2 separate regions of the Homo sapiens genome follow, and region 2 is linked to region 1. Evidence: read pairs that join two places in POLR2A ChIA-PET (ENCODE). Cell type or tissue: Panc1. All regions are shown on one strand. Links, peaks and the distances in the headings refer to the core of each region. The heading gives the core; the rest is flanking DNA.

Region 1 (16,154 bases), core at 3,006-11,005:
GAAACAGACTTTAGTTAGATATTTGCATTAACAATATACTATTACAGGGCAGGCACGGTGGCTCATGCCTGTAATCCCAGCACTTTGGGAGGCCAGGGCGGGCAGATCACGAGGTCAGGAGATTGAGACCATCCTGGCTAACACGGTGAAACCCCGTCTCTACTAAAAATACAAAAAAAAAAAAAATTAGCTGGACGTGGTGGCGGGCGCCTGTAATCCCAGCTACTCGGGAGGCTGAGGCAGGAGAATCGCGTGAACCAGGGAGGCGAAGCTTGAAGTGAGCCGAGATTGTGCCACTGCACTCCAGCCTGGGCGACAGAGAGAGACTCTGTCTCAAAAAAAAAAAAAAAAAAAAAACATATATATATATATATATATATATATATATATATATATATATATATATATATGTGTGTGTGTGTGTGTGTATGTGTGTGTGTGTGTGTGTGTGTGTATATATATATTATTACAACCCAAGGTAAATACTTTTAAGAAAAGAAATCTGGTTCTGTAAGAACATGTAAGAAAAAAACTTGATCCTAGACTATAGGATCAGAGTAAGGCTTCTCTGCGAAAGTAAAGCTTGACCTGATATTTGAAGATTGAGTGGGAATGAATTACATGAAAAGGTGAATAGAGCATTAGAAAATTATGGAAAGCATGTATATGTAGGCACTGGGTGACAAGAGGAAAGAATGGTAAAGGAAAACTGTAATGCAGAAAGTTGTTTGAGATGACCCTGTAGGAAAGCAGGGCAGGGCTTTGTATCCATACTAAGGATTTTGTACGTGGGAAGCCATTAAATCGTGTGTTCTTTTCATTATTTATTAAGGTAGAGTACATATAACATAAAATTAATCCTATTAAGCATTTTATTTTATTTTATTTTATTTTTATTTTATTTTATTTTTTGAGACAGAGTCTTGCTCTGTCACCCAGGCTGGAGTGCAGTGGCGCCATCTCGGCTCACTGCAAGCTCCACCTCCCAGGTTCAAGCCATTCTCCTGCCTCAGCCTCCCGAGTAGCTGGGTCTACAGGCGCCTGCCACCACACCTGGCTAATTTTTTGTATTTTTAGTAGAGACGGGGTTTCACCATGTTAGCCAGGATGGTCTCGATCTCCTGACCTCGTGATCCACCCATCTCAGCCTCCCAAAGTGCTGGGATTACAGGCGTGAGCCACCGCGCCTGGCCCCTTGTAAGCATTTTTAAGTGTACAGTTCAACGGTATTAAGTATACTCATATTGGTGTGCAGTTATCACCACCAGTCATCTCCAGAACTTTTTCATCTTCCCAAACTCTGTAAATAGTTTTTTTTAAGCAAGAATGTGGTATTAGAAAAGCATTTTTTGTGTTAAGTATCTTACTTATTTAATTTAATTAATTAATTTATTTATTTATGAGACAGAGTCTTGCTCTGTTGCCAGGCTGGAGTGCAGTGGCGCGATCTCAGCTCACTGCAACCCCCGCTCACTGCAACCTCCGCCTCTAGGGTTCAAATGATGCTCCTGCCTTAGCCTCCCGAGTAGCTAGGACTATAGGCACGTGCCCCCATGCCCAGCTAATTTTTGTATTTTTAGTAGAGACAGGGTTTCACCATGTTGGCCAGGATTGTCTCGATCTCTTGACCTTGTGATCCGCCCGCCTCAGTCTCCCAAAGTCCTGGGATTGCAGGCATGAGCCACCGTGCCCGGCCATCTTATTTATTTTAAAAATGTATGTATTTATAGATTTAGGAGGTATAAGTGCAGATTCCTTACACGCATGTATCACATAGTGGTGAAGTCTGGGCTTTTAGTGTACCTGTCACCCAAATAGTGGACATTGTATTCAACTGGTAATTTTTCAATCCTCAGCCAACTCCAACCCAGAAAAGCACTTTGAAAAAATGACTTTGGCTGCAGTGTAGTTTGGAAGTAGCCCATGCTAGATACAAGGAGCCTAGCAAAATATTATCACAGTAATTCAAAGGATAGATAATGGTAGGTTAGACTAGGGTGGTGACTGTGAAGATGAAGAGAAATGAAATAAATTGATCGATAATTAAGAGGTAAAGTTAGGCTGTGCATGGTGGCTCACACCTGTAATCTCAACACTTTGGGAGGCCAAGGTGGGAGGGTTACTTGAGCCCAAGAGTTCGAGACCAGCCTGGGCAACATGGTGAGACCCCATCTCTACAAAAAAAAAAAAAAGCTAGATGTGGTAGTACACACCTGTCATCTGAGCTACACAGGAGGCTGAGGTGGGAAGGTCACTTGAGCCCAGTGAGCCATGATTGCACCACTGCACTCCAGCCTAGGGAACAGAGCGAGACCCTGTCTCAAAAAAAAAAGAAAAAAAAGTAGGTAAAGGTAATAGAAATTGGAGATGAACTGAATCTAAGGAATGAAAAAGAGTAGTATTAAAAATGACACAGGCTGGGCACAGTGGCTCATGCCTGTAATCCCAGCACTTTGGGAGGCTGAGGCAGGTGGATCATTTGAGGTAAGGAGTTCGAGACCAGCCTGGGCAACATGGTGAAACCCCATCTCTAATAAAAATACAAAAACTAGCCAGGCATGGTGTACATGCCTGTAACCCCAGCTACTCGGGAGGCTGAGGCAGGAGAATTGCTTGAACCCGGGAGGCAGAGGTTGCAGTGAGCTGAGATCACGCCACTGCACCCCAGCCTGGGTGATAGACCGAGACTCCATCTCAAAAAAAAAAAAAAAAAAGACACCTAGTTTCATATTGCCCTGAGCAGAGATGATGATCATTGACATAGGAAACACTGACTTCAGTGTGTGTGTGTGTGTGTGTGTGTGTGTGTATGTATGTATGTATGTATATATGTATGTATGTATGTGAGACAGAGCCTCACTCTCGCCCAGGCTGGAGTGCAGTGGTGCAACCACGCCTCACTGCTTCTGGGTTCAAGTGATTCTTGTGCCTCAACCTCTCAAGTAGCTGGGATTACAGGCACCTGCCACCATGCCCAGCTAGTTTTTTTTGTTTTTTGTTTTTTTTCTTGAGACGGAGTCTTGCTCTGTCCCCCAGGCTGGAGTGCAGTGGCGCGATCTTGGCTCACTGCAAGCTCTGCCTCCCGGGTTCACGCGATTCTCCTGCCTCAGCCTCCCAAGTAGCTGGGACTACAGGCACCTGCCACCACGCCTGGCTAATTTTTTGTATTTATAGTAGAGACGGGGTTTCACCGTGTTAGCCAGGATGGTCTTGATCTCCTGGCCTCGTGATCCACCCGTCTCGGCCTCCCAAAGTGCTGGGATTACAGGTGTGAGCCACCGCGCCTGGCCACCCTTTTTTTTTTTTTTTTCTTGAGATGGAGTTTCACTCTTGTTGCCCAGGATGGAGTGCAATGGCACGATCTCGGCTCACTGCAGCCTCTGCGTCCCAGGTTCAAGAGATTCTCCTAAGTAGCTGGGATTACAGGCGCCTGCCACTATGCCCAGCTAGTTTTGTATTTTTAGTAGAGATGGGGTTTCACCATGTTGGCCAGGCTGGTCATGAACTCCTGACCTCAGATGATCCGCCCACCTTGGCCTCCCAAAGTGCTAGGATTACAGGTATGAGCCACTGTGCCCGGCCTAATTTTTGTATTTTTAGTAGAGTTGGTGTTTCTCCATGTTGGCCAGCCTGGCCTTGAACTCCTGACCTCAGCCTGACCTCAGGTGATCTGCCCATCTTGGCCTCCCAAAGTGCTGAGATTACAGGCATGAGCCAGAGTGCCTGGTTCCAGTGTATTTATTATTAAGTGATAAGGGCAAGCTGCAGAACTATGTATATAGTATGATTTTGTTCAGTTAAAAGAAAAATATATATGATTATTGTGTTTAAGAAATATTAAGACACAAATAACTGCAGAATGAATATGGAGGATTGAAGATATTTTACTTTTTAGTCTGTGTCCTTTGGAACTAGTGACATTTCTTGTGAGCATATATCCTATTTATAATTTTTTTAACACTTCATTCACAGATTCTGAGAGGTTTGTATACAGTGTTGAAATAATTGAAGTAAAGTTAATTGAAGCACTTCTTCTAATCAGCTGTGAAATCTATAGCTTTTAAGTATGTTGTGTGAGATGAATAAGTTTTGATATCTTTCAGTGTAATTCTCACTTGTCATAAAATCAGCTAGATGGGATATGCTTTAGAGCAGTGGTCCCCAGCCTTTTTGGCACCAGAGACTGGTTTCGTGGAAGATAATTTTTTCATGGCCTGGGGTTAGGGGGCTGGGGCAGGTGGTTTTGAGAGGAAACTGTTCCACTTCAGGCCTTAGATTCTCATAAGGAGCGCACAACCTAAATCCCTCACGTGGGTAGTTCACAATAGAGTTCGCGCTCCTATGAGAATCTAACACTGCCACTGATGAGATAGGAGGTGGAGCTCAGGCAGTAATGCTTGCTCGCCCTCCGCTCACCTCCTGCTGTGTGGCCCATTTCCTAAAAGGCCACCGACCAGTATTGGGCTATGGCCCCTGGTGTTGGGGACCTCTGCTTTAGAGACTGTGCAGGGAGGGCAGCTTATTTAGAGTGCGTTTTGTTTTGTCCTTTCCAAATGGCTTTTTGAAATCCTTTCTGTAGGACATTCAGTGTCTCTGCTATGTTGTGTCACTCCTTCCCTCCCCAACTCATACACTTATATACAACTGACTCCCAGAGTACAATAGGAGAATCAGAATTTGGAATGTATTTTCCATATTCTCGAGGTAGATGCATTTCCTCAGTCAGATATAGCAGGGCAAAAGATGCCTCATTCTGCCTTGCCTTAGAGACCAGTGAGCTTGGAATACAAGGTTTTCCATGGTGGCAACTGGTAGGGTGTTGGGGGCACTCACTAAGGAATAACAAATTTGGGAGTAGAGAAAATGAGTTCCTTTTGAAGTTGCTATGGGACATGCACATGCAGATCCTCACTGACCAAGAAAACACCATGAGTTTTGATATGGGGGTTACAAATGTATTTTAGTGAGTAGGTAAATTTACAGATGCCAAATCCTTGAATGATGCGGACTGACCGTACATAAATTAAAGTTGTGGGTGGGTGAGATTGCCTAGGGAAAGAGAGAAGATGGCCTAGAACAAACCTTTGAAGAATACCAACATAGAGGGGACAGGCAGTGAAATAGGCTTGTTCAAAGGAGAGTGAGAGTGAATTGCCAAAGAGATCGAAGGGAAACCTGGAGAGTATGGTCTTAGAAACCAAAGTTTCAACATAGGAGAAAGTGGTCAAATGTTGTAAAGAGATCAAGTGAGAAATGAAACCTCATTAGATTAAAAACTTGAAAGTCTTGGTGACTTTGATGATAATGACAGCACTTGCAGTGCAATCCTGAGTATAGAATCCAGATTGAGGAGTGAATGGATGCAAAATAAGGAAGGAGACAACAAATCTAATTCAAGCTTGTCTGAAAATGTTGTATAAGGATGGGGGAGTGGTGGAAGGGAAGAATTACATGGGGCATAAGGAAACTTTGGTGGTGGTGGCTGTGTTTGTTGTTGATTGTGGTGATGGTTTCTCAGGTATATACATATTTGAAAAACTCAGCAAACTGTAGAGTTTAAATATGTACAGTTTCTTATATAAATATATTTCAGTAAAGCTGTTAAAATTTTTTGAATAAAAGTTTATCTTCAAAAAGCAGAGTAGTAGCAAAGATAGTGTGAGGTTAAGGAACATGTGAGTGTGGGGTGGGGGGTTAAAACCAGATTTATTAGAGACAATTTACATACCATGAAGTGTACTCATTTAAAGTGAATAAGTCTCAGCTACTTGGGAGGCTGAAGTGGGAGGATCACTTGAGCCTGGAAGGTAGAGGCTGCAGTGATCACGCCACTGCACCCCAGCCTTGATGGCAAAGCAAGACCCTGTCTCTAAAAAATAAAAAACAAAGTTAATAAATCACCTGTGATTTCCTTTTGTGTTTTGTTATTAAGATGGGAACTACTTGAGCATAATTAAATGCTTTTTACAAAGAAGCATGTAGAGAACGGATTAGTTTTAAAATGAAGGAAGAATGCTGCTTCTATTTTAACAGGAGCAAAGGTGGAAAATAGGCTGGAAATTCACCTCAGTTTGTGGTATTAGTGGCTTGAGATTGATGGAATTTTATTCTGAAGACTTATTTTCTCAAGGAAATAGGAAGTGAAGACAGATATAGAGAAGTTGAGGAACTGGATTTTGAGGACAATGAAATAGCTAGAGAATAGGAGAGAGAAGCTTATAGAAACATGAGCCATTACTAGCCATAATAAAGTGCAACTGCGGCTGGTTTCATCTTCACTGTGTATATTTAAATATATTAGTATCTATATAATTGGTAACAGTAATGATTAATTAAAGTAGGTTTCAGAGCTCGTCTTGCAATTCTATCTGCTGGTATAACAGAGATAAATTTTTTTTTTTTTTTTTGAGACAGAGTTTCACTCTTGTTGCCCAGGCTGGAGTGCAATAGTGCAGTCTCGGTTCACCGCAGCCTCTGCTTCCTGGGTTCAAGCAATTCTCCTGCCTCAGCCTCCCGAGTAGTTGGGATTACAGACATGTGTCACCACACCCAGCTAATTTTGTATTTTTAGTAGAGACGGGGGTTTCTCCATGTTGGTCAAGCTGGTCTCGAACTCCCGACCTCAGGTGATCCGCTCACCTCGGCCTCCCAAAGTTCTTGGGTTACAGGCATGAGCCACCGCACCCAGCCTACAGAGATAATTTTTTTAATGGAGAAGGGATTTTAATGTAACAAATGAAATATTACCCATAGGAAACTTAATCTAGTGCTTCTCAAAGTGAGATCCCAGAACTTTTTCAAGAGTTCTAAGCCGAGTATTAAATCACAACATGCCACTCTTCTCACTAAATTTCTTTGTTTTGGAAAATATAGTTATTTTTCATTAGAAATATGCTATTCAAGTTACCACACAATGGAGTTAATTATTTTAAAATGAATTAAATATCTTTAAATTTTTTTGTTTTTTTGGTTTTTTTTTGAGATGAAGTCTCGTTCTTGTCCCCCAGGGCGGAGTACACTGGTGCGATCTCGGCTCAATGCAACCTCTGCCTGCTGGGTTCAAGTGATTGTCCTGCCTCAGCCTCCTGAGTAGCTGGGATTACAGGTGCCTGCCACCACGCCCGGCTAATTTTTGTATTTTTAGTAGAGCTGGGGTTTTACCATGTTGGCCAGGCTGGTCTCGAACTCCTGACCTCAGATGATCCACCCTCGGCCTCCCAAAGTGCTGGGATTACAGGCTTGAGCCACTGTGCCCGGCCAAATGTTCTTATTTTTAATTTCTACTACAGCAATTATTAGTAGCTATAACTGACATAAACAAAAAACTCCTTGGGATCCTCAATGTAATTAAGTCCTGAGACCAAAAATTTCGAGAACTATTGATTTTTTTAAATCTTTTATTTTAGAGTCAGGAGTACATGTGCAGGTTTGTTACATGGGTAAATTGCATGTCACTGGGGTTTGGTGTCCAAATGCTTTGATCACCCAGGTAGTGAGCATGGTACCTGATAGGTAGTTTTTCGACCATCACCCTCCCACCTCAAGTAGGCTCCGGAGTCTGTTGTTCCCCATCTTTGTATCCATGTGTATTCACTGTTTAGCTTCCACTTATAAGTGAGAACATGAGATATTTGGTTTTCTGTTCCTGTGTTAATTCGCTAGGATAATGACTTCCAGCTGCATCCATGTTGCTGCAAAAGACATAATTTCAGGTTTTTTAATGACTTTATTGTTTTCCATGGTATATACATACCACATTTTCTTTTTCCAGTCCACCACTGATGGGCATCTACGTTGATTCCGTATCTTTGCTATTGTGAATAGTGCTGTGATGAACATAAAAGTGCATGTGTATTTTTGGTAGAACAATTTGTATTCCCTCGGGTATATACCCAGTAATGGGATTGCTGGATTTAAACAGTATGCTTCATCAATTAAAGTAATATACTAAGAATCTACCTGTAATTGTCTACTAACATATTTTTTAATGCTGGTATTATTTTTGATTGTTAATAAATTGGTAGAATCCTAGCTAATCATTTAACTTGTAATTAAAATCTTACCAGATTATGTAGAACATATGGCATGCTGAAGTGGATCTTCTATTGGGTAAATTCTGGAGGTCATTCTTCAGATTTGGAGAGATAGAGATTAAGGGGCTGAATGTAGGATTCATACTTATGTTATTTGGTCTCATTATTTTAACTCACTGTTAAATAAGATGGAAGGGCTTTCCTATCCCTTTGGTTTAGGGATATAAAGCACTTACTCAGTTGTTACTAGGAATTGTGCCAACATGTATAAATAGGATAGACCAGATGGAGAATTGAGCATATGGATGCTAGAAATGCATGTGTTTACCGCTTAAACCAACATTTTGCTCTATTAAGTGATTTGCCAAATGGTTTTGGAGACCACACCTTTCTGAGATAAGGACTGCCATTGTGCTAGAAATTAGAACAGATAGTATTTTTAGTATTTTAATAACAAGCATTTCTTATTTTGTGTGTAGCCATGTAGCCATAGCACAGAAAGTAGAGCTCTTATTATTTCAGTATTTCTCAGAGGCAAGTTCTGATCCAGTGGCTGACCTACCATGTAAAATGTAATAACCTGTGATTTCAGAAGATTTTGGTGCAAAGTATTATGCCAAATTAGAAGTAGCTGAATATAATTTATCAAGATAAAAGCAAAGATGCACAAAATAAAAAATAAAGTGGGAAAATAATCACAGACTGAAAATTTAAATTTTTATTATACAAATAAACTTGAAAACATAGATAAAGTTGGTAATACTCTTAGGTTATATAAATGACAAAAACTGATTCTAAAACAAATTGAAAATATAGATAGAACAATTCATGTAGAAGAAATACCATAAGATATTAAAGAGGTACCTTATCTTCTATCCCCAACTTAGGCAACCCCCAACCCCTAACATAGGCACCAGGCCCAGATCATTTCACACGAATACTATTAAAGCTTTACTACAAAGACAAAATTGATGCTTTATCTGTTTCCTAAAGCTTTATAAGTTTCTTTTATAAGCCTATAAATTCTTTTTACATACATAGTATTTCAAAACTTGATAGCATCCAAAAAGGAGACTATCTCCTTTTTGATATCAACACAAAGCTCTTGATAAAATATTAACAAACAGGAACCAGCAACCCAATTAAAGAGTATGTACCTTCACTCATTAGTATCAAATGACAGAATAAAGAAGCAAATGTTTTTTGTATTAGGATAAGGCAGCCCGTTACATACATACACACAGAGACTTCCCACTAATTCCCACTGACTAGGATTAGAATAAAATGCCCAAGCCATAGTTGTGAGGAAAGCTAAGGAAGCGATTACTTTGTATTTTCAGCCTGTACCATCAAGGGAGGTAGGTTCTTCCAGCGGGGAAGCTGGTTGAAAGAATGCCTGTCATGTAGGCAACTAACAATGTCAACCGTAGTTACTATATCATATTTATTCTTCTTAAATATCTATCCTTTTTGTCCTCTTGTTCATTTTCCTACTGCCACTACTTTAATCAGGTCCTTATCTTTTTTTCCCCCTTAGACCATTACAAGAACTCTACTACTCTTGCTTCCAATCTGTCTCTCCTCCAAACTGTTATCTCAGTGTTGTAGTAGTGATCTTCCTAATTGCAGATATGGTCTTGTCACTTACCTACCTCATGTTCTTCAGTGGCTCTGTAATAAAATCCTAGACTGGTATCTGGAACACTTTAAAAGCATATACTTTTGTGGTCAGGCACAGAGGCTCACACTTGTAATCCCAGCACTTTGGGAGGCCAAGGCAGGAGGAACACTTGAGCCCAGGAGTTTGAAGCCTCCGCAACATAGGGAGACTCCATCTTTACAAAAAAAAAAACAGAAAAAATTAGCCAGACATGGTGGCATGTGACTGTGGTCTCAGCTACTCAGGAGGCTGAGGTAAGGAGGTAGAGGCCGCAGTAAGCCATGATCGCATCACTGCACTCCTGACTGGGTGAGAGAGTAAGAACCTGTCTCAAAGCAAACAAAGCATACACTTTTAAGCTATACAACTTGAGTTTGAATTTGGGCTTTGCTCTTATTAGCTGTGTGCAAGTGTTCTGAGAGTTGAATGAGTAAATACAGTACATTAAAAACACAGCACTGCCTGGTACGTGATGAGTGCACAATAAACGTTAGTTGCTGCTGCTGCTGCTGTTATTGGTTAGATGCCAACTGAATACTGAAGGTTTTATCTGCATGTTTTTTCCTTCATTGAATTTTTAATACTAGAAATTAAATATCTTCTCTTGAATGTTGGCCTGAAGCTTTTGATAGATGTTTGGTACCTGACTGATAGGCATTGACCACACCAACCTGTTCTAGTATTAAAAATTCTGTTGTTTATCCCAGATAGGACATTTTCCAGTGCTTATAATTTTATTGCCTGTGTGACAATCTTCTGCACCTACAATAATGTTTCATTTCAAAGCTGCCTCACAGTGTAACTTTTTGGAAGATAACTCTGTGTGACAAGTAGTGATCCAAACTTAATGTCAGCCATGTGTAGTACCAATGAAATAAATCAAGTAAGGTTACAGTTGGTTGAGCAGATACATCGTCTTCATAGCTAAATTTGCTGGCATGCTGGCAAACATCATAATTTGCTCTTCTACCTGAAACAATACAAATTTAAAGAAATGGGGCCAGGGACAGTGGCTTACGCCTGTAATCCCAGCACTATGGGAGGCCGAGGCGGGAGGATCACTTGGGCCCAGGGGTTTGAGACCAGCCTGCAATATAGTGAGACCTTGTCTCTCTAAAACAAATTTTTTTTTTAAATTTAAAGAAATGTCTTTGCATCAGAGCAATGAGGTATTTGAGAGAAGTTCAACTTCGTTTAGTAACTCTTAAGGACTTATTTTCTTTGTGGCCTAGTATGCAGTAAGATTTCTGTTACATGATGTTGTAAGGGAATAGTTGGAATATCTGATTATTTGAAGGTAGGATTTGAACTCTAGTAGCTTTAGCTCTAGAGGGTTCTCTCCCTAAGTACTATATTGTAGTTTTATAATATAAAACTATCACTCATGACAGTTTAAAAATTGTTTATTAAACAATGTTGAATATAGTTTAAACTTTAAAATATTTTTTAATCAAAGTAATACAAGTTTGTGGTAACAAAACAACAGGCATGGTAACCTGTAATCCCAGGTACTCTGGAGGCTGAGGCAAAAGGATTGTTTGATGCCAGAAGTTCGAGGCTATAGGGGTCTGTGATCCTACCTGTACTGTACTTAGCCTCGGCAACATAGCAGACCTCATCAATCAATCAATCAACACTTTTCCTACCCCATTTCCATTCTATAGTGACACTTTTAACCATTTTTGTTTGTGCTTTTACCATTGGTAATGTTTTAATTTTTAAAAAATAATACAGTTTTACTGACTACTCTTAATTTACCCATTTTTCTACTGTTCTCTAAAAAGAAAGGATGACTTAACCCACACATCCTTCTACCTTTGACCCTTTTCCACCTAGATTTTTGGAATTAAATTATTATTTTTAGTTCTACTGTTGGTATCCTATATTCATAAATTTATTGTTCCGTTAACTTTAGGTAGTATATCTTGATTCCCCACCACGTAAAATAAAAATACTAAAACGCCTTACTCTCTTACCTTCAAACTTATATCTGCTGTTTTCCTTTTATTTGTAACATTATGTAGGTCAGTGTATTAGTCCATTCTTACACTGCTATAAAGAAATACCTAAGATGGGTAATTTATAAAGGAAAGAGGTTTAATTGACTCACAGTTCCACATGGCTGGGGAGGCCTCAGGAAACTTATAATCATGATGGAAGGCAAAGGGAAAGCAAGGACCATCTTCACATGGCATCAGGAGAGAGCAGCTCAGTGTGAGCACAGGAAAAAGACTGCCACTTTTAAAACCATCAGCTCTCATGAGACTCACTATCACGAGAACAGCATGGGGGAAACTGCCCCCATAATCCAGTCACCTCCCATCAGGTTCCTCCCGTGACACATGGCGATTACAATTCAAGATGAGATTTCAGTGGGGACACAGAGCCAAACCATATCAGTCATTTGCATTCTGTCCTATAGCCATTAATTAAATCTCCTATTCTGTGTCTTGAGTTTATTGTAAAAGTTTTCATTATTATGACTTTTAATATTGTTTAGTATAGAGCTAAGTAATGTGCTACATTTTCTTCTCTATGAGACCGATAATTCATTGATGTATTTAGCAGATATTTATGGAGTCTGCTGTGTACCAGGCAATGTTCTAAGTACTGCAAATACAGCAAACAACAAAGCAGAGAACAGACAAAATCCTTGCACTACGCTTACATCCTAGTGGGTATTAGACTATGAATAAGTAAATATGTAAAGTATCTGGTATGTTCAAAGGGAATTAGGGTTGTGAGACAAGGCATGTGAGACAGGCACACTGGGGGAGGGGAAAGCCTGAGGTAAACAGCCACTGGGCCAGATGGCGCAGTTTGCCTGGGGTGGGGTTGGTTTTTGGGCATCAGTGGATGTCCCCACTGCTCGTTTGTCAGGTGGGGAAGCTGAGGCCCATGGGACATGAGGTCACTGGGCTACTGTTGGCCATCCAAAGTAAGTCTCTGTCTTCGTAATCTACTATTCTCAAGGTTGGAAAGCTCGTTTACACATAGGAGGCAGCAAGGAACTGCAGAAACTGGCAGCCAGGGCCCAGCATCCTGCCAGTGAGAGGCCAAGTGTGTAGTCAGATGGCTAAACAATCACTTCTATAACATTTGGCCTCAAATGGCCAGAGCCTAATCAGTAACTGCTAGCTTCCCTAATCTCTGTGCCTGCTTCCAACTCTGGACCAACCAGAGAAAGCCAAGTGTGTCCCCCCCACCACTTCCATCCCCCGCTAGTCACATAGGATGCTCTGCCTTGAGTGTCTGTCACCAACTTCCCCAGGCCAGCAGCCTCCATCTAGACATTCCTGGAGCCTGCCCTGTGAAGGTTTTCCACTCTTCTGCCTGCCCTCCAGTTTCTACCAAACTAACCTCATTGCTAGCAAGCTCTGAATAAATAGCCTTTGCCAGTTCTAAAAAACAAACAAACAAAAAACGATAGGGGTTGTGGGTGAGGGTTAAGTATGAAGGGAGTGTGTGTGGCAGGGGTTACAATTTAAAATAGAATGGTTAATGGCTGGGCACAGTGGCTCACGCTTGTAATCCCAACACTTTGGGAGGCTGAGGTAGGAGGATCACTTGAACCCAGGAGTTTGAGACCAGCTTGGGCAGCATAGCAAAACCCCATGTCTATTTAAAACCAAAAAACAAAAACAAAAAATGGGATGGTTAGGAAATCCCTCACTGAAAAAGTAACTTTTGAGCAAATACACAAAGAAAGTGAGAAAGCAAGCATTTCAGGTTGCCTGAGGGAAGTAGGTTGTAAGCAGAAGGAATGGCAAGTACAAAGGCTCTGGGGCAGGAGAGTGCCTGGTATATTGGAAGCACAGCAAGGAGGCCAGTGTGTTTAGAGCAAAAGGTACAGGCAGAGATGAGATGAGATTAGATAAGTAACAGGATACCAGACCATTGGTTTAGTACTTTTCAATACTGTCAGCCCTATCACCTACATTTTCACTACAAACATGCTACAGTATTCCTTATACTATCTGAAATGAAATGCATACATAGTATAACCTACCTATGCTTACATAATTAAGTATATAAAGAAGAAATAACAAATTTTAGATGAAATTATATCCAGTACGTAAATGGCCCTAACAATACTAGAAGACCTAAAGTAGTACACTTTTACAGAGAATTGCAGTGGGTAAGATACCTGCAAATGTAGACAGAAATGATGTGTTGGTAACTCATATACCACAGTGGATTGTAAATGGTGATGTTATTTTCTGAAGTGGTAAACAACTCCTGATAAAATTCTTATCAAAGTACAACCTTCCTTTGATTGACACAGCAATTTGTGCAAAAAATACTGTGTGTTTATATGTAAAGTGGAGTTACATCTAATCTAAAATAATTATGAGTAAGTTTCTAAGTGAAAGTCCAGTAGGACATTCAGATGTCAAACAGGAAGCCAGATAGCTGTCATCCATGGGCCCTCATCTGCTACCCAGGAATAATTTTCCCAGTCATTGTTACCAAAAATGCCCGCATACATTTTCTAAACACTCCCCATTGACAAACTACTGGTGTAGGGCCTTATAAAGACCATTGTAAGGATTTTGGCTCTTATTCATAATGAATAAAAGGAAATAATTAGGAAGCTATTGGAGAGTTTTAAACAGAGGAGTGGGATTATACAACTTATATGTTAAAAGGATCATTCTGGCTCCTGTGCTGAGAATCAGCTATAGATGAGCAAGGGTGATAACAAAGAGATAATTTAAGAGGCTTTTACAAAAATCCAGATGAAAGATGATGTGACTTATGTTAGGGAGATGGCAGAGGAAGTGGTAAGACAGGGTCAGATTCTGGATATATTTTGTAGGTAGAGCTGATATCATTTATTGATAGATTTGTAAAGTGTCACAAGAGAACGATAAGTTAACTTTTTTTTTTTCTTTGCTTGTTTTTTAAGAGACAGGATCTTCCTCTGTCACCCAGGCTGGAGTGCAATGGCACATTCATAGCTCATTGCTGCCTCAAAGTCCTGAGCTCAAGTGATCTTCTTGCCTCAGCCTCCTGACTAGTTGGGACTACATACAGATGCCTGGCTGATTTTTAATTTTTCTGTAGAGGTTGGGGGTGGGGGGGTCTCACTATGTTGTCCAAGCTGGTCTCAAACTCCTGGCCTCAAGCAATTCTCCCACCTCAGCTTCCCAAAGTGCTGGGATTACAGGTGTGAGCCACTGCACCTGAACTGTACCAATGTTTTTGATTTGAGCAATTGGAAGGGTGGAGTTCCCATATATTAATTTGGGGAAGACTGTTGATAGAAGAGTAGATTTGTGAATGGGGGATGAAATCAAGCATTCAGTTTTGATGCTGTTGTAAATGGTAAATTTTTAAATATAATTTTCTGCTTATTGCTGTTATAAAAATATTAACCACTTTGTATATTGAAATTAGATCTAGCAACCTTACTAAATGCAGTTATTATAGTATTTTATTTGAATCTTCTTTGTTTTCTCTACTAACACAATAATATAGTCTATGAATATTACAGTTGTATATCTTCCATTTGAATTTTTATAATTTCTTTTTCTTGCCTCATTGCACTGGGCAGAGCTTGTGGTACAGCACTGGGTAGAATTGGTGATAGCAAGTATTCTTGCCTCATTTTCAGTCTTATCACAGTTTCTCAAATTAAGCAAGTTCCCCTCTATTCTTAGTTAAGATGTAGATATAGATACATTTTTTTGAGACAAGAGTTGTGCTCTGTCACCCAGGCTAGAGTGCAGTGGCACTATCTTGGCTTACTGCAACCTCCATCTCCCAGGTTCAAGCAATTCTCATGCCTCAGCCTTCCCGAGTAGCTGGGATTACAGGCATGCACCACCACTCCCAGCTAATTTTGTATTTTTAGTAGAGATTGGGTTTTGCCTTGTTAGTCTCAAACTCCTGGCCTCAAGTGATCTGCCCACCTTGACCTCCCAAAGTGCTGGGATTACAGGTGTGAGGCACCATGCCTGGGCAATTAAGATATATTTTTAAAACTATGAATGAAAACTGAACTTTAGCAAAAGTTTTCGTGTACTTATTGAGATGATTATGATTTTTTTTTTTTAAAGACAGAGTCTTGCTTTTTTTGAGACAGGCAGGCACCACCACGCCCGGCTAATTTTGGTATATTTTGTAGAGATAGGGTTTCACCATGTTGGCCAGGCTGGTCTTGAACTCCTGGCCTCATGTGATCTGCCTGCCTCAGCCTCTCAAAGAGCTGGGATTACAGGCGCATGCCACCATGCCTAGCCGAGATGATTATGATTTTTATCTTAATTGTTAATTGGTTTATTCCACTGATTAGATTTTTTGAATAGTCAACCAACTTTACATTCCTGAAATAAACTCAGCTTAGTACTCATCATGATCAAGCTGAATTTATTGAGTATATTAAGGGATTCTGTTTGCTAATATTTTGTTCAGAAACTTCACATCTGTTTTTGAGACAGATTGGCCTGTAAAGTTTC
Region 2 (16,154 bases), core at 5,063-13,062, 79 kb before region 1:
ACAGGCGTGCACCACCACACCTGGCTAATTTTGTATTTTTAGTAGAGACGGGGTTTCACCATGTTGATTGGCTAGGATGGTCTCAAACTTCTGACCTCAGGTGATCCATCGGCCTCGGCCTCCCAAAGTGCTGGGATTGCAGGCATGGGCCACCGCGCCTGGCCTAAATCGGGATTTCTAAGTTTGCAAATAGGCTATCAGTTTCTTTCTCTTTACTACCTATACTCCTGTCATATATTTCAGGGGTGATTTATCAAAGGAGATTTTTATCTGAATTAACAGACCGTGGACAAACTTAGTAACCTTAAATTGCTTTTCTAGAGAAGATAAGTCACTTCTCTCTGTACTTTAATTGAGTCTTAGAATACGAGCAACTACTTTCTGACAGTTTTCAGCACTGTTTAACTGGTCTTTGTGAGACTCTGAAAATGTAACGTTTAAAATTAACATTCCCTGGAAACAAACTGAGTGAAAAAGGAAGTTGATGAAAATTGTTGGACCTAATAATTGGGCCTACTATAGCACTACTACTTTAAAAAAATTTTTTTTTGAGATGGAGTCTGGCTCTGTCACCCAGGCCAGAGTTCAGTGGCGTGATCTTGGCTCACTGCAACCTCCGTCTCCCGGGTTCAAGCGATTCTCCTGCTTCAGCCTCCCAAGTAGCTGGGACTACAGGCATGCACCACCATGCCCAGCTAATTTTTGTATTTTCAGTAGAGACGGGGTTTTGCCATGTTGGCCAGACTGGTCTTGAACTCCTGACCTCAAGTGATCTGCCTGCCTTGGCCTCCCAAAGTGCTGGCTTGCTGCAATCTTGGCTCACTGCAACCTCTGCCTCCCAGGTTCAAGCAATTCTCCTGTCTCAGCCTCCCGAGTAGCTGGGACTACAGGCGTGTGCCATCATGCCCTGCTAATTTTTTTGTATTTTTAGTAGAGATGGGGTTTCGCCATGTTGGCCGGGCTGGTCTTGAACTCCTGACCTCAGGTGATCCTCCTGCCTCAGCCTCCCAAAGTGCTGGGATTACAGGCGTGAACCACCATGTCTGGTCAAAAATTCTCTTCTTTCTTTCTGAGTTCCCTGCATACTGAGACCACAGAATTATTCTTCATCATTAGTTTGGGTTTAGATAAGATTAATCTTCCAGGAGAGGGCTAGAGTTTTTGGCCAATTTCCTTGAAAGAGGGTCTAGGCATCACAGGAAATGATAGTACTGATTGGCCATGTCCTTCACCATACCTTTTGTGTCTCCTCCACTTCTGATTTGGTGTCATTATTCCTGTCATGGCTGACTTAAGGAGTGAATGAGAAGCTCTTTATATATGTATTGAATGTTAATAAACATGATATGTGAGTTTAATTCTTATCCTGCCCGTATGATTTGGCTAAATGTCTTCTCTGGGTCTTTGTTTCTCTTTTTATAAAGTGATAGTGTTTGACTGGATGATCTTTAAAGTTTTTTTAATGCTGAAATATTCTAAAAATTATAGTGAATAATGAGTACGTTATTTTTTAAATATACAAAATAAATAGGACCAACACTATTTATTGAGTAGCATTCATTCCTCTCATTTCAATGAGGATCTTAAGTCATGTATCTTATCTCTATATACATGTGAGCCTGTTCTTGTGTTATTTGCCTATCCCTATGTCAATATTACACTGTCTTATTTACCGTAGCTTTATAATAAGTGTGGATATCTAGTGTGGTGAAGCCTCATCCTCCCCAAACTTTGTTACTCTGTAAAATTATCTTGATTATTCTTTCAAATCTCTCCTAACCTTTAAAATTCTGTGATTTTTGTATATAGTACTATCGTACTGCTTATACTCTTTGGAGATTTGATTGGTAATCAGTACATTCTTATTGAATGAATAGAATTAAAAGTTATACTCTATAAGGGCTTATGAATAACAAAGTGTTACAAGTTAATTATTAGTAAAATTATGCCTGGACTTTTGAGAGTGCTGCTAAAATACCTGAATTTTTTTTTTGGAAAGTGTTTAATTAAATTACTTTGGAATTTGGGCAGGGTGTAGTACTGAATATTTTGGAGTCTACCACTCTCTGCCCCTTCCCCTTATTTCTTACTCCCTTTGGGTAAAGATTTTAGAAAGAGTAAGTATATTTAATATTTTTGTTTAGACAGGTAGTTTAAAACTGCCTTAAAAGTCATGATAAATTCCACATGAAATTGATGAAATTTTCTTTCTTTTCTTTTTTTGAGACGGAGTCTTGCTCTGTTGCTCAGGCTGGAGTGCAGTGGCGTGATCTCAGCTCACTGCAACCTCTGCCTCCTGGGTTCAAGTAATTCTCCTGCCTCAGCCTCCCGAGTAGCTGGGATTACATGCACATGCCACCATGCCCGCCTAATTTTTGTATTTTTTTAGTAGAGACAGGGTTTCACCATGTTGGCCAGGCTGATCTCGAACTCCTGACCTCAAGTGATCCACCTTCCTCGGCCTCCCAAAGTGCTGGGATTACAGGCATGAGCCACCATGCCAACATGGCCAATGTGGCAAAACCCTGTCTCTACTAAAAATACAAAAATTAGTCAGGTATGGTGGCACATGCCTGTAATCCCAGCTACTAGGGAGGCCAAAGCACGAGAGTTGCTTGAATGCGGGAGGCAGAGGTTGCAGTGAGCCGAGATCGCGCCAGTGCCCTCCAACCTGTGTGACAGAGTGAGACTCTGTCTCAAAAAAAAAAAAAAAGAAAAGCCAAGTGCGGTGGCTCATGCCTGTAATCCCATCACTTTGGAAGGCCAAGGCGGGTGGATCACGAGGTCAGGAGCTCGAGACCAGCCTGACCAACATGGTGAAACCCCATCTCTACTAAAAATACAAAAATTAGCTGGATGTGGTGGTGCACTCCTATAATCCCAGTGATTTGGAGGCTGATGTGGGAGGGTTGCTTGAGCCTGGAGGCAGAGGTTGCAGTGAGCCAAGATTGCGCTACTGTACTCCAGCTTAGGTGACAGACTGAGATTCTGTCTCAAAGAACAAAATTCAAAAACTTTTTTTTTTTTGAGATGGAGTCTGGCTCCGTCACCCAGGCTGGAGTGCAGTGGCGCAATCTCGGCTCACTGCAAGCTCCGCCTCCCTGGTTCACACCATTCTCCTGCCTCAGCCTTCCCAGTAGCTGGGACTACAGGCGCCCGCCACCACACCCAGCTAATTTTTTGTATTTTTTTCTAGTAGAGACGGGGTTTCACCGTGTTAGCCAGAATGGTCTCGATCTCCTGACCTCGTGATCTGCCCGCCTCGGACTCCCAAAGTGCTGGCATTACAGGCTTGAGCCACCACGCCTGGCCCAAAAACTTTTTTTTGTTTGTTTTGAGACGGAGTCTCTTACCTTGTCACCCAGACTAGAGTGCAGTGGCATAATCATGGCTCACTGCAGCCTCGACCCCCTAGGCTCAAGTGATCCTTCCACCTCAGCCTCCTGTGTGGCTGGGACTGCAGGCATGTACCACCACACCCGGCTAATTAAAAAAACCTTTTTTATAGAAATGGCATCTCACTGTGTTACCCAGGCTGGTCTCGGAACTCCTGGGCTCAAGCCATCTTCCTGCCTCGGCCTCCCAAAGTGCTGGGATTACAGGTGTGAGCTACTGCCCCTGGCCCCAAAACCCTTATTCATTGTTGGTATAGCCTCTTTGGAAAACAATTTGGCAGGTTGTCATATATAATTAAATGTACACTTACCAGAATGGTCCACTGTTTCACTCCCGGGTATTTATTCAAGTAAAATGAAAACACAGTCACACAAAAACCTATATGCAAATGCAGTATAGGTTGATGCAAAATATATATTTAAAATATATAAAATATTTATTAATGTAAATTTAAAACATATAAAATATATAATTAAATGTACATTTACCAGAATGGTCCACAGTTTCACTCCTGGGTATTTATTCAAGTAAAATGAAAACACAGTCACACAAAAACCTGTATGTAAATGCAGTATAGGTTGATGCAAAAGTAATTGCGGTTTTTGCCATTTTAATGCCTTTTTTTTTTTTTGAGACAGAGTCTCACTTTATGGCCCAGGCTGGAGTGCAGTGGTGCGATCTCGGCTCATTACAACCTCTGCCTCCCAGGTTTTCAAGCAATTCTCTTGCCTCAGCCTCTTGAATAGCTGGGATTACAGGCATGTGCCACCACATCCAGCTAATTTTTGTATTTTTAGTAGAGACGGGGTTTCACCATGTTGGCCAGGCTGGTCTGAAACTCCTGGCCTCAAGTGATCTGCCTGCCTCAGCCTCCCAAAGTGCTGGGATTACAGGTGTGAGCTACAGCCACACAGCTTTAATGCCATTTTAATGGCAAAAAACACAACTACTTTTGCACCAAACTCGTAATTGCCAAAAACTGGGAATAATGCACATGCACTTCAACTGGTAAATTGATAAAGGATGGCACATCTATACAATGGCATATGATTTGGCAGTGCATTCACTAACATTGTACAATATCAAATGCATTATGCTAAATGAAGGAAGTCAGACTTAAAAGGCCACATACTGTGTGATTTCATTTTTGTGGTATTTTGGAACAGGCAAAACTATAGGGAAAGAAAATTTATTTATTTATTTTGAGATGGAGTCTCGCTCTGTCACCCAGGCTGGAGTGCAGTGGCGTGATCTCTGCTCACTGCAGACTCCGCCTCCTGGGTTCACGGCATTCTCCTGCCTCAGCCTCCCGAGTAGCTGGGACTTCAGGTGCTCGCCACCACGCCCGGCTAATTTTTTTGTATTTTGAGTAGAGATGGGGTTTCACCATGTTAGCCAGGATGGTCTCGATCTCCTGACCTCGCGATCCGCCCGCCTCGGCCTCCCAAAGTGCTGGGATTACAGGCGTGAGCCACTGTGCCCGGCCCCTAGGGAAAGAAAATTGACCAGTGGTTGCGAGGGATTGGAAGAGAGTTTGACTACTGAGGGCATGAGGGAATTTTTTTGGGTGTTCTGTGTATCTTTTATATCTGTTCTATATCTTGATTGTGGTGGTGGTTACATAGTTATGTGTTTTTTCAAACTCAGGAGAGTATATATAAATTACACCTCTCCAATTAAAGTTCTAGCATATATTACCATATTAAAAATTATTTTGGAAATATCTCAGAAAATGTTTTATTTTGTTTTTATTTTCATGTTGTAGAGACAGGGTCTCACTTTGTCTCCCAGGCTGGAGTGCAGTGGTGTGATCATAGCTCACTGCAGCCTTGAACTCCTGAGCTCAAGCTCAAGCCTTGAACTCCTGAGCTTGAACTCCTGCCGCAGGCTCCTGAGTAGCTGGGACTCAGGCATGCACCACCATACCTGGCTAATTTTTAATTTTTTTTAGAGGCAAAGTCTTGGTATGTTGCCCAGGCTGGTTGAACTCCTGGCTTCAAGAGATCCCCTGACGTCTGCCTTCTAAAGCGCTGGGATTACAGACACGAGGCGCTGTGCCTAGCCATGTTTTTTTAGATTCTGCTTATGTGACTTTGGGAGGAGAGAAGGTGGTGGACCTCACTGGTAGAGTTTTGAAGGTGTTGAAAACACTGTGTAAATGCTGAATATGTTTACACTTAGCAAACATTCCTGTCATACATTTAATAGAATTTTATGATGTCAGAATTAGAAGAGCCCAAGAGACCTCATAAAGTGTTCTTTTTTTAAACAGATAAAGGACCCAAAGCCTAGGTAGGTAGGTTAGCTAAAGTCCCACAGCTAGGTAGTAGCAGACACAGATCTAGGATTTAAGTGATGGATTACTAATTTGACTCATATTTTATTAAAACACAGTTTTTATTTCAAGTTATTCTCTTGAGACTATTTTTAATTCCTTTTCAAAACTTTTCAATTGTATCATCTTAAAACTGGAAACCACTCCCTTCCTAGTGGTAGGAAAGTCCTGTGTCTGGTTGATAATAGGAAGGCTAAATATGAGAGATTCCATAACACTTAAAGTTTGCTTAGGCCCACTCAACAAAGTTAGTTATAAAGACACTTTTCTTTAACTGGTAAATCTAGTTGCTTATTTTTGTACTTTTCAAGGGCTGTCAGTTAGGAATAGGTTTTTGTAACTTTATCGCATTAAAAAATAATATTTTCAGATGATCATGATTGTTGGTTTGTTGGGAAAGTAGAAAAGGTTTAAGCGTGTTAGGTTCTTTCTGGTTACCTTAACTGCTTAAGAGTTTATCTTATAAATACCGAGGGATGTGAGAGAGCACCAGAAGCAGTCTTAATAGATACATATTCAGGAAATGGAGATTGGAATGTTATTCAAGACATAACAGCAGCTTTAGTTGTCTTCTATACTTGAGAACTGGCTTTCACTGTCCGTCTTGTGTTTTCTCTTTCTTGTACAGTAGTTTTGATTGCCTCTAGACCCCAATTCTAGAACAAAGTTTAGAGTTCCTGCTCCTTAGAGATACTGTTGATATTGTGGATATTGCAGATCCAGTCACAGAACTAGCAGGTGGCTTGGTCTCTTTCTTGTTTTGTTTTGTTTTTTTCTAGACAGAGTCTCACTCTGTTGCCCAAGCTGGAGTACGGTGACGCGATCTTGGCTCACTGCAACCTCTGCCTCCGAGGTTCAAGCGATTCTTCTGCCTCAGCCTCCTGAGTAGCAGGGATTACAGGCGTGTGCGACCATGCCCGGCTAATTTTTGTATTTTTACAAAATTTCACCATGTTGGCCAGGCTGGTCTCTGACCTCAGGTGATCCGTCTGCCTCTGCCTCCCAAAGTGCTGAGATTACAGGCGTGAGCCACCGCACCAGGCCTCTTTCTTGTTTTTGAAGCTGTGTCTGGGTCATGCAACTTAAGAGTTATTTCCTGTAAGCAATAGCTCCAGGCAGAGTTGGCCAGTTGCTTTCAGCCTTCTTTATAAATAAGGGAACTCTACCCCCACCCTAGCTCTGGCAGACTCTGTCTTGTCTTTTTTATTTTTTATTTTTTTAAATGTAAGAGTCTCATTCTGTTGCCCAGACTGGACTGCGGTACAGTGGTACAGTCATGACTCACTGCAGCCCGGACCTCCCAGACTCAAGTGATCCTCCATCTCAGCCTCCTAAGTAGCTGGGACTTATAGGCATGTGCCACCATGCCTGGCTAATTTTTTTGTTGTTGTTTTGAGATGGAGTCTCGCTCTGTCCCCCAGGCTGGAGTGCAGTGGCACCATCTTGGCTCACTGCAACCTCCGCCTCCCAGGTTCAAGCAATTCTCCTGTCTCAGCCTCCTGAGTAGCTGGGACTACAGGTGCCCGCCACCACGCCTGGCTAGTTTTTGTATTTTTAGTGGAGACAGGGTTTCACCATATTAGTCAGGCAGTTCTCGAACTTCTGACCTCAGGTTATCTGCCCGCCTCAGCCTCCCAAAGTGCTGGGTTTACAGTCTGAGCCACCGCGCCCGGCCCTGGCTAATTTTTAAATTTTTTGTAGAGATGGATCCTCTATGTGTTGCCCAAGCTGGTCTCAAACTCCTGGGCTCAAGTGATCCTCCTGCCTTGGCCTCCCAAATTGCTGAGATTACAAGTGTGAGCCCCTGTGCCAGGCCAGGTTCTGTCTTACATGGAACATTTTTCTTGCCTGTTCCCCAAGGAAGCCAGACTCCCAGCCACTGCCTGCTTCTGAACCAGGAGCCCAGTAGGCCTCTGGCTTCAGAGGCCTTACCACTTTGCATTTGTATTACTTATCAATGCCTGGAAGGTATTTACATTATTTTTTGAGCCAGCTATGCATTATTTATTTATATATTTGATACACTTATATATAGTTATTTGGGTGAATTTACTGTACCATCTTGGCCTGAAGCCAAGATTTCAAATCTTGCCTTCTTTCAAAGCCACATTTTCTCATCTTTAAAATTAGAGGCTGGGCACGGTGGCTCATGTCTGTAATCCCAGCACTTTTGGAGGCCAAGGTGGGTGGATCACCTGAGATCAAGAGTTTGAGACTAGACTGGAGAACATGTTGAAACATTGTATCTACTAAAAATACAAAAAATTAGCTGGGCTTGGTGGCACGTACCTGTAGTCCCACCTATTCCGGAGACTGAGGCAGGAGAATTGCTTGAACCTGGGAGGCGGAGGTTGCAGTGAGCCAAGATTGCACCACTGCACTCCAGCCTGGGTGACAGAGTGAGACTCTGTCTCAAAAAAAAAAAAAAAAATTAAATAAAATTAGAATTATAGCCCCTATCTCTTAGTGTTTCTTTGTGCTGATGAAATGAGATTATACACACTTATACACATTTATATGTAAATTCTTAGAACAGTGCCTTGAATATAGTAGGTGCTCTATATATAGTAGTTATTATATTTTCAAGTGAGTCCTATAATTCCTTGTTGGTATTTAGACAGTTATATAGTAACCCCTAAATACTTGTCAGTCAATATTCAGAATATCTGTAAATCTGTTTGGGAATTACGGCACGTTTTGAGGCACTTGGGTGAGACATTTAAATTTAATTTTAGGCCAGGTGCAGTGGCTCACATTTGTAATCTCAACACTTTGGGAGGCTGAGGCAGGAGGATTGCTTGAGGCCAGGAGTTCAAAACCAGCCTGGGCAACATAGCGAGACCCCTATTTCTATTTGTTAAACAAAGTTTAAAAATTATATTAAATTTAATCTTAATCTATATCCTAGGTACCTTGAACTGAAGGTTTTTCATGATGAACTGCAATTTTTTTCAATGTAACAGAGTGCTTTATTCTTTGTATTTACAGTTGCTTTCCAGAAATATTCATGTAATTGATACTCCTTTAAGCTCTATTGCATGTACTTTCTATTAGCTGTGAATCAAAGAAGTCAGTTTAACCTGTGTAGATGTCATAGAGACACCATAGAAGTTGGCAAGGAGTGAATTTTAAGTCAGGAAAAAGGGGTGTAACAATGTGTATGAGGGAGAAAATAAAGTGGTGCTTGGGGTAGAGATGTTGGCTTAGACAACCATAGTTCTGACTGAGGTAAAGATCTTTTAGGAGAAAGAAGAACAAAAAGGAGGGATAAAATATTATAGGACAAACTTCCAGCCTCTGTGTTTAGGTTATGACTTATATGTTTGCATATTGCAACTCCTAAAGCCGTCATTCTAGTCATGTAAACTTGAACCATGAATCCAGAAGCATGCATTATTATTTTTTCTTTATAAATCAGAACGGTCAGTTAAATTAGTTTTTCTTCTTGGATTTGGGGTTTGAATTAGTGGAGAGATGAGTGTTGTAGACCATTGTCTGCTATTCTTTTTTAGGAAAACCTGAGTATATCATTCTGCCCTTTAGAGACGTGCTCATGAAGATTATGCTTGTTGGTAAATGATCCTACTTCCTTGTTTCTTCAGCTGAAATAATACGACATGCCACTTCCTTTTTTCCTCTTACATCAAGCCCTGAGTATGCCTTTGTTTTTATTTTTGTCTTATGTTATAAACTACTGTGTGCATATAGGTGTTTGGAACCATGAGAGTGTTTTATCAAGAAAGAATCATGGCACTGAGAGGATTGATAGTGACTTCATTAGAAGCACTTTAGTTACGGCAAGATTTTATAAAGTTCTTAATGGTTATACATTTGTCCCCAAATGCAAAGGTTTTTAAAAAAATTATGTTAATTCGTTGTCAGAATCAATGATGGGATTTGGAAATCTTTGATTAAGTAGAAGACATATTAGGATTCTGACCCAGAACCTTTCAGGTATTAGGAAGAAATTAAACACTGCTTGTCATAGTTGCTCCTAAAATTTTATGTCTTTCTTTTTAAATGTTTCTTCTTTTTTATTTTTCAATCTAGGACAAGACTGCCAATATTTAAAAATTTCTCATATTCAGAAATGAGTGAGATTCTATATATAGAGAGAGAGTAATTGTGGTTTTTGCAATTACTTTTAATGGCAAAAACCATGATTACTTTTGTACCAGCCTACAGTACAAACAGTACAAGTATTAATACAACCGTCTGTCATTCTGTCATGTATCAAAATAGATCAAGAGTCTTTTTTTTTTTTTTTTTTTTTTGGAGACAGGGTCTCACTCTGTCACCCATGCTGGAGTCCAATGGCGCAATCTCAGCTCACTGCAACCTCCGCCTCCCGGGTTCAAGCGATTCTCCTGCCTCACCCTCCCAAGTAGCTGGAATTACAGGCATGCACCACCATGCCTGGCTAATTTTTTTGAGACAGAATCTTGCTCTGACGCCCAGGCTGGAGTGCAGTGGCACAATCTCTGCTCACTACAACCTCTGCCTCCTGGATTCAAGCCATTCTCCTGCCTTAGCCTCCCAAGTAGCTTGGATTACAGGCGTGTGCCACCATGCCTGGCTAATTTTTTTTTTTTTCTTTTTTGAGACAGAATCTTGCTCTGATGCTCAGGCTGGAGTGCAGTGGCGTGATTTTGGCTCACTGCAACCTCCACCTCCTGGGTTCAAGCCGTTCTCCTGCCTCAGCCTCCCAAGAGCTGGGATTACAGGCACCAGCCACCACGCCCAGCTGATTTTTGTATTTTTTAGTAGAGATGGGCTTTTGCCATGTTGGTGCCAGGCTGGTCTACAACTCCTGACCTCAGGTGATCCGCCTGCCTCGGTCTCCCAAAGTGCTGGAATTACAGGCGTGAGCCACTGTGCCCAGCTTGTTTTTTTTTTTTTTTTCAGTAGAGACAGGGTTTCATCATGTTGGCCAGGCTGGTCGTGAACTCCTGATCTCAGGTGATCCACCCACCTTGACCTCCCAAAGTGCTGGGATTACAGTAGTGAGCCACCGCACCCGGCCAATCAAGAGTCTTTATATTGATCTTGTGCCATAAATACTCCTTTTTATCTGTATTGCCATACTGGATATTTGTAAAGCAGTTTAGTTTGGTGGAAGGAACACAGGATTTGAAATCAGAGGGCTTGAAATCTTGTCTCTGTCACCAGCTTTGTGACTGACCTTTTTGAGATTGTTCACCTTATAAGTAATATGAAAAGAATAATGACATCTGTCTTATGATATCTGTCAGTTATAAGGATTAAATTTAAACAAAAACACTTTGTGTAAACTATAACATCTGGGAATATAACAGTTTTTTTTTTTTTTTTTGAGACAGGATCTCTTCCTCCTGATATGGTTTGGTTGTTTGTCCCTTCCACATCTGACGTTGAAATGTGATTCCCAGGTTGGAGGTGGGGCCAGGGGGGTGATTGAATCCTGGGAGCAGATCCCTCATGAATGATTTACCATTATCTCCTTGGTGATAAATGAGTCTTGCTCAGTGAGTTTACGTGAGATGTGGTTGTTTGGAAGAGTGTGGCACGTCCCCACCCCCTTTCCCCTGATCTCACCATGTGATCTGCCTCCTCCCACTTGGCCTTCCACTATGATTGTAAGCTTCCCGAGGCCCTCACTAGAAGCCAAGCAAATGTTGGTGCCATGCTTGTATATCCTGCAGAACCATGAGCCAGTTAAACCTCTTTTCTTTATAAATTTCCTAGTTTCAGTTTCCTTTATAGTAACACAAACAAATAGACCTTCTTTACCAGAGTTAGAAATTGGTTAGGCTTTTTATCCTATTCAACTCATGGTGTCATGAAAACAAGGGCAATTTGGAGGCCATATTGAGCTCTATCATTGCTTAAAGGCTCTGGTTCTCCACAAGGATAGTACTGCTACTATGACGTGTTTGGATCTTTGAGGATGCACTTTTGGTTGCCACAATGATTAGAGGAGGATGAGTCCAGTTTTGACATTCAATGAACAGGAGCCAGGAGTGCCTGACATCCCACAAGGTATGAGACAGTTCCGCATAACTTTATTTCCCCAGACATTGTAGGTGAAAAACCTGTTTATGCTTATCTTTTTTTTTTTTTGACGAAGTCTCGCTCTGTCGTCCAGGCTGGGGTGTAGTGGTGCAATCTTGGCTCACTGCAACCTCCACCTCCCAGATTCAAGCGATTCTCTTGCCTCAGCCTCCTGAGTAGCTGGGATTGACTACGGTCACCCATCACTACACCGGGCTAATTTTTTGTATTTTTAGTAGAGACGGGGTTTCACGATGTTGGCCAGGCTGGGCTCAAACTCCTGACCTGAAATGATCCACCCACCTCGGCCTCCCAAAGTGCTGGGATTACAGGTGTGAGCCACGGTACCCGGCCTATACTTAGGTTATTCTAATTCTGTTTTACATTTAGACACAAAGTGTTTGTTTTTTTTAAACATAGTTTTAATAGACACCGAATTTTCCAGGAATGTAACTACTGAGTATTAACCTGGGGCAAATTGTACTTTGTTTTGTTCAGAACTTTACCAAGAGTTGTTCACTGTTTTAGAAAATCCTATTACTAATGGCATTGCCCCTTATGGTATTTGATTTTCCTATTCAGCTTATTTGTCTCAATCTACATTTGTAGCTGTCATATTCATGGTGATTCTGTGTATAGGTGCAAGTGTCTATTTCCGTAATAATATGAATTTTAGGATGATTATACCTGAGCATTTGCATATTAAAATATTTTATTAAAAATTACTTTTCTGGTGAGGCACAGTGGCTCTTGCTTGTAATTTCAGCACTTTGGGAGGCTGAGGCAGGTGGACCACCTGAGGCTTCAAGACCAGCCTGGGCAACATGGTGAAACCCCGTCTCTACTAAAAATACAAAAATTAGCTGGGCGCAGTGGTGCATGCCTGTAATCCCAGATACTCGGGAGGCTGAGGCAGGAGAATCGCTTGAGTCCGGGAGGTGGAGGTTGCAGTGGGCCGAGATTGCACCACTGCACTCCAGCCTGGGTGACAGAGCAAGGCTCTGTCTCAAAACAAACAAACAAACAAACAAAAACACCAAAAAAAAACTTTCCTTTTCTTTCTCTTGTATTACTTTAGGCAGCATATTAATTTTCAGAAACTGAGAACAGATAGGTTACCTATTTGCAATTTATTTCAGGTTTGTGCACTGTTGTGCATTTCTCAGATACTTGTATTAATTTTATGACTATGCCACAATTTGTCTTTTTTCTAAAGATAGATTTTTTTTCCGCATTTTGTTGCTCTTACAAAAATATTCTTGCTTATGTCTTCAGGTACACATGTTAATACAAAATTTCTCTACAATAATGAATTTTATTTTATTGTGTTTTTTCTTGAGACAGGGTCTGGCTCTGTTGCTCGGGCTGGAGTGCAGCCATATTCATGGTGATTCTGTGTATAGGTGCAAGTGTCTATTTCCATAATAATATGGTGCGATCTCAGCTCACTGCAACCTCTACCTCCCAGATTCAAGCAATTCTCATGTCTCAGCCTCCCAAGTAGCCAGGATTACAGACGTGTGCCATGACACCTGGCTGATTTTTGTATATTTCGTAGAGACAAGGTTTTGCCACGTCAAGCAAGCTAGTCTCAAACTTCTGGACTCAAGCAATCCGCGTGCGTTGGCATCCCAAAGTGCTGGGATTACAGGTGTGAGCCACTGTGCCTGGCCTAACAATGAATTTTTAAAACATTTTTGGTGGTAATTTCCCCACCTACACACACCTATACACACACATGCACACACAGACAGTTGAAAAAAAAATGTGAATCAATAGTCACCCTTATACATGTGATACACTTATCTTTTCCAGTGTGTTTTTCTCTAAGTGCTGATTGTGACCATATAAATGATTTCCCAGTTCATTTTCACAGTTGAAGACAGCTGTCTTGGTTTCCTTTGGAGTGTGAGTCTGTTGACCTGGCTTTCCTTTGCTTATAGATTGTGTCAGACGACAACGTGTCTTGCAGTGAGTGCCTGGCTAAGCAGGAACACTGCTCTCATACCTGGAAACATCTGGGTCTTGAGTGCAATAAGGTTTCAGCTAGGGCTGGGTGCCGTGGCTCACACCTGTAATCCCAGCACTTTGGGAGGCCAAGGCGGGTGGATCACCTGAGGTCAGGAAGACCAGCTTGGCCAACATGGCGAAACCCCATCTCTACTAAAGGTACAAAAGTTAGCTGGGCATGGTGGCATGTGCCTGTAGTCCCAGCTACTTGGTAGGCTGGGGCAGGAGAATCATTTGAACCTGGGAGGCAGAGGTTGCAATGAGCCAAGATGGCACTACTGCACTCCATTCTGGGCGACAGGGCAAGACTCTTTCTCAAAAAAAATTAAGTTTCAGCTTGGACTAAGTTTGGATTCATCCCTTAAGTACTCCCATTCCTTGATGGAGTGAATTCTGTACGTGTGCCCTAACTACATATTTTGGGTTATGCCAGAGTTTCCCACCATTGTCTGAGGATGTTAAGGGGCAGGATGGGATTGGGTGGGACTTTCTGTTCTTGGGTGGGACTTTCTGTTTACTTTGATGTCAGACTTAGCTCCCCGTTTTACTTATTTTGACCATAAACTGCATATTCATTAAGGCTCAAATTTCAATAGTTTATTCTTCAGTTTTCTGGGGACTTTCTAATATGAGTATTCAGTTATATCTCTTGAGGTTTTCCTTATTTATTCATTTATTTATTTATTTATTTTGTGATGGAGTCTCGCTCTGTCGCCCAGGCTGGAGTGCAGTGGCGCAATCTCAGCTCACTGCAAGCTCCGCCTCCCGGGTTCATGCCATTCTCCTGCCTCAGCCTCCTAGTAGCTGGGACTACAGGCGCCCGCCACCACACCCAGCTAGTTTTTTGTATTTTTAGTAGAGACCGGGTTTCACCGTGTTAGCCAGGATTGTCTCAATCTCCTGATCTTGTGATCCGCCCGCCTCGGCCTCCCAAAGTGCTGGGATTACAGGCGTGAGCCACCGCGCCCAGCCCTCTTGAGATTTTCATTCCTTTTCCTCCTTCTACTAGATAGTTTGAAATTTTTGCCAAAGAGAAGATAATTTACGTAGGAATTTATTTTTTATTTGTTTTTCTTTTTTTTATAAACCTGACATTATGAACATACTTAACTTTAATCTTATGTCATCAAAAATTTATGCAAAGAAGCTCCAAGTTTTAACTTTGATTCAGGGTTTAATTATTAGAATGTGGATACAAATTATAACTTCTGTAATTATGCTTTGAACTATAAGGGTGACTCTTTGGTCCTATTCTTGATGACTTGTATAGGGGTGCTGAATAATGAGAAAGCAAAGGAAGAAGAGTCACCATAGGACTCAAAAATAATAAACACAGTGTTCATTCCAGTCTAGAAGTTGTGATATGGTTTGCTTTGCTTTTTTTTTCCTTATGTGGTAAAATATACATAAAAGTTACTTTTTTTTTTTCGAGACAGAGTTTTGCTCTTGTTGTCCAGGCTGGAGTGCAGTGGCGCAGTTTCGGCTCACTGCAACCTCCGCCTCCCGGGTTCAAGCGATTCTCTTGTCTCAGCCTCCTGAGTAGCTGGGATTACAGGCATGTGCCACCATGCCTGGCTAATTTTGTGTTTTTAGTAGAGACGGGGTTTCTCCATGTTGGTCAGGCTGGTCTTGAACTCCTGACCTCAGATGATCTACCTGCCTGTGCCTCCCAAAGCGCTGGGATTACAGGTGTGAGCCACCATGCCTGGCCAAATTTACTGTTTTAACTGTTTCTAAATGTACAGTTCAGTGGCATTCAGTATGTTGACATTATTGTGCAACCATCACCACTGTACATCCCAGAACTTTTCTATTTTACAAACTGAAATGGGCACGGGCCCATTAAACAACAATTTCCTATACCCCACTCCTCTCCAGTCCACAAAACCACCATTCTCCTTTTTGTCTCTATGATTTTGACTATTCTGGTTATCTTATATACATGGAATCATACAATATTTGTTTATTTTTTGTGTCTGGCTTATTTCACTTAGCACAATTTTCAAGGTTCATCTTTGTGGCAGCAAGTGTCAGAATTTCATTATTTTTAAAGGCTGAATATTCCATTTTATGTATAGACTACATTTTTTTTTTTTGAGACAGAGTCTTGCCCTGTCACCCAGGCTGGAGTACAGTGGCATGATCTCAGCTCACTGTGACCTCCGCCTCCTGGGTTCAAGTGATTCTCCTGCCTCAGCCTCCTGAGTAGCTGGGATTACAGGCGCATGCCACCATGCCCGGCTAATTTTTGTACTTTTAGTAGAGATGGGGTTTCACCATGTTGGTCAGGCTGGTCTCGAACTCCTGACCTTGTGATCTACCTACCTCATCCTCCCAAAGTTCTGGGATTACAGGCATGAGCCATGGCTCCCGGCCTAGACTA

Evidence for each region. ChIA-PET counts read pairs that join two places held together with the same protein. Peaks named below come from ENCODE experiments on the same cell type or tissue, not always from the same donor. Only the 100,000 strongest peaks of a DNase experiment are listed, where the experiment ranks them.
Region 2: POLR2A ChIA-PET joins it to region 1 with 5 read pairs; 2 of 35 experiments call an interaction of 5 or more read pairs at or near these places.

What each region holds. Positions count from the first base shown.
Region 1 is chr14:73,336,734-73,352,887 of GRCh38, reverse strand. All of the region lies in intron 4 of NUMB (NUMB endocytic adaptor protein), which reads left to right. Among named protein-coding and RNA genes, the nearest start is that of PAPLN-AS1, 99 kb to the right of the region's middle. In Panc1, for the core only: no CTCF peak of the experiment used is centred there; no DNase peak of the experiment used is centred there.
Region 2 is chr14:73,417,818-73,433,971 of GRCh38, reverse strand. The region is part of intron 1 of NUMB (NUMB endocytic adaptor protein); the gene reads left to right. Among named protein-coding and RNA genes, the nearest start is that of NUMB, 33 kb to the left of the region's middle. In Panc1, for the core only: no CTCF peak of the experiment used is centred there; a DNase peak (open chromatin) is centred at 9,271; H3K27ac peaks cover 569 bases.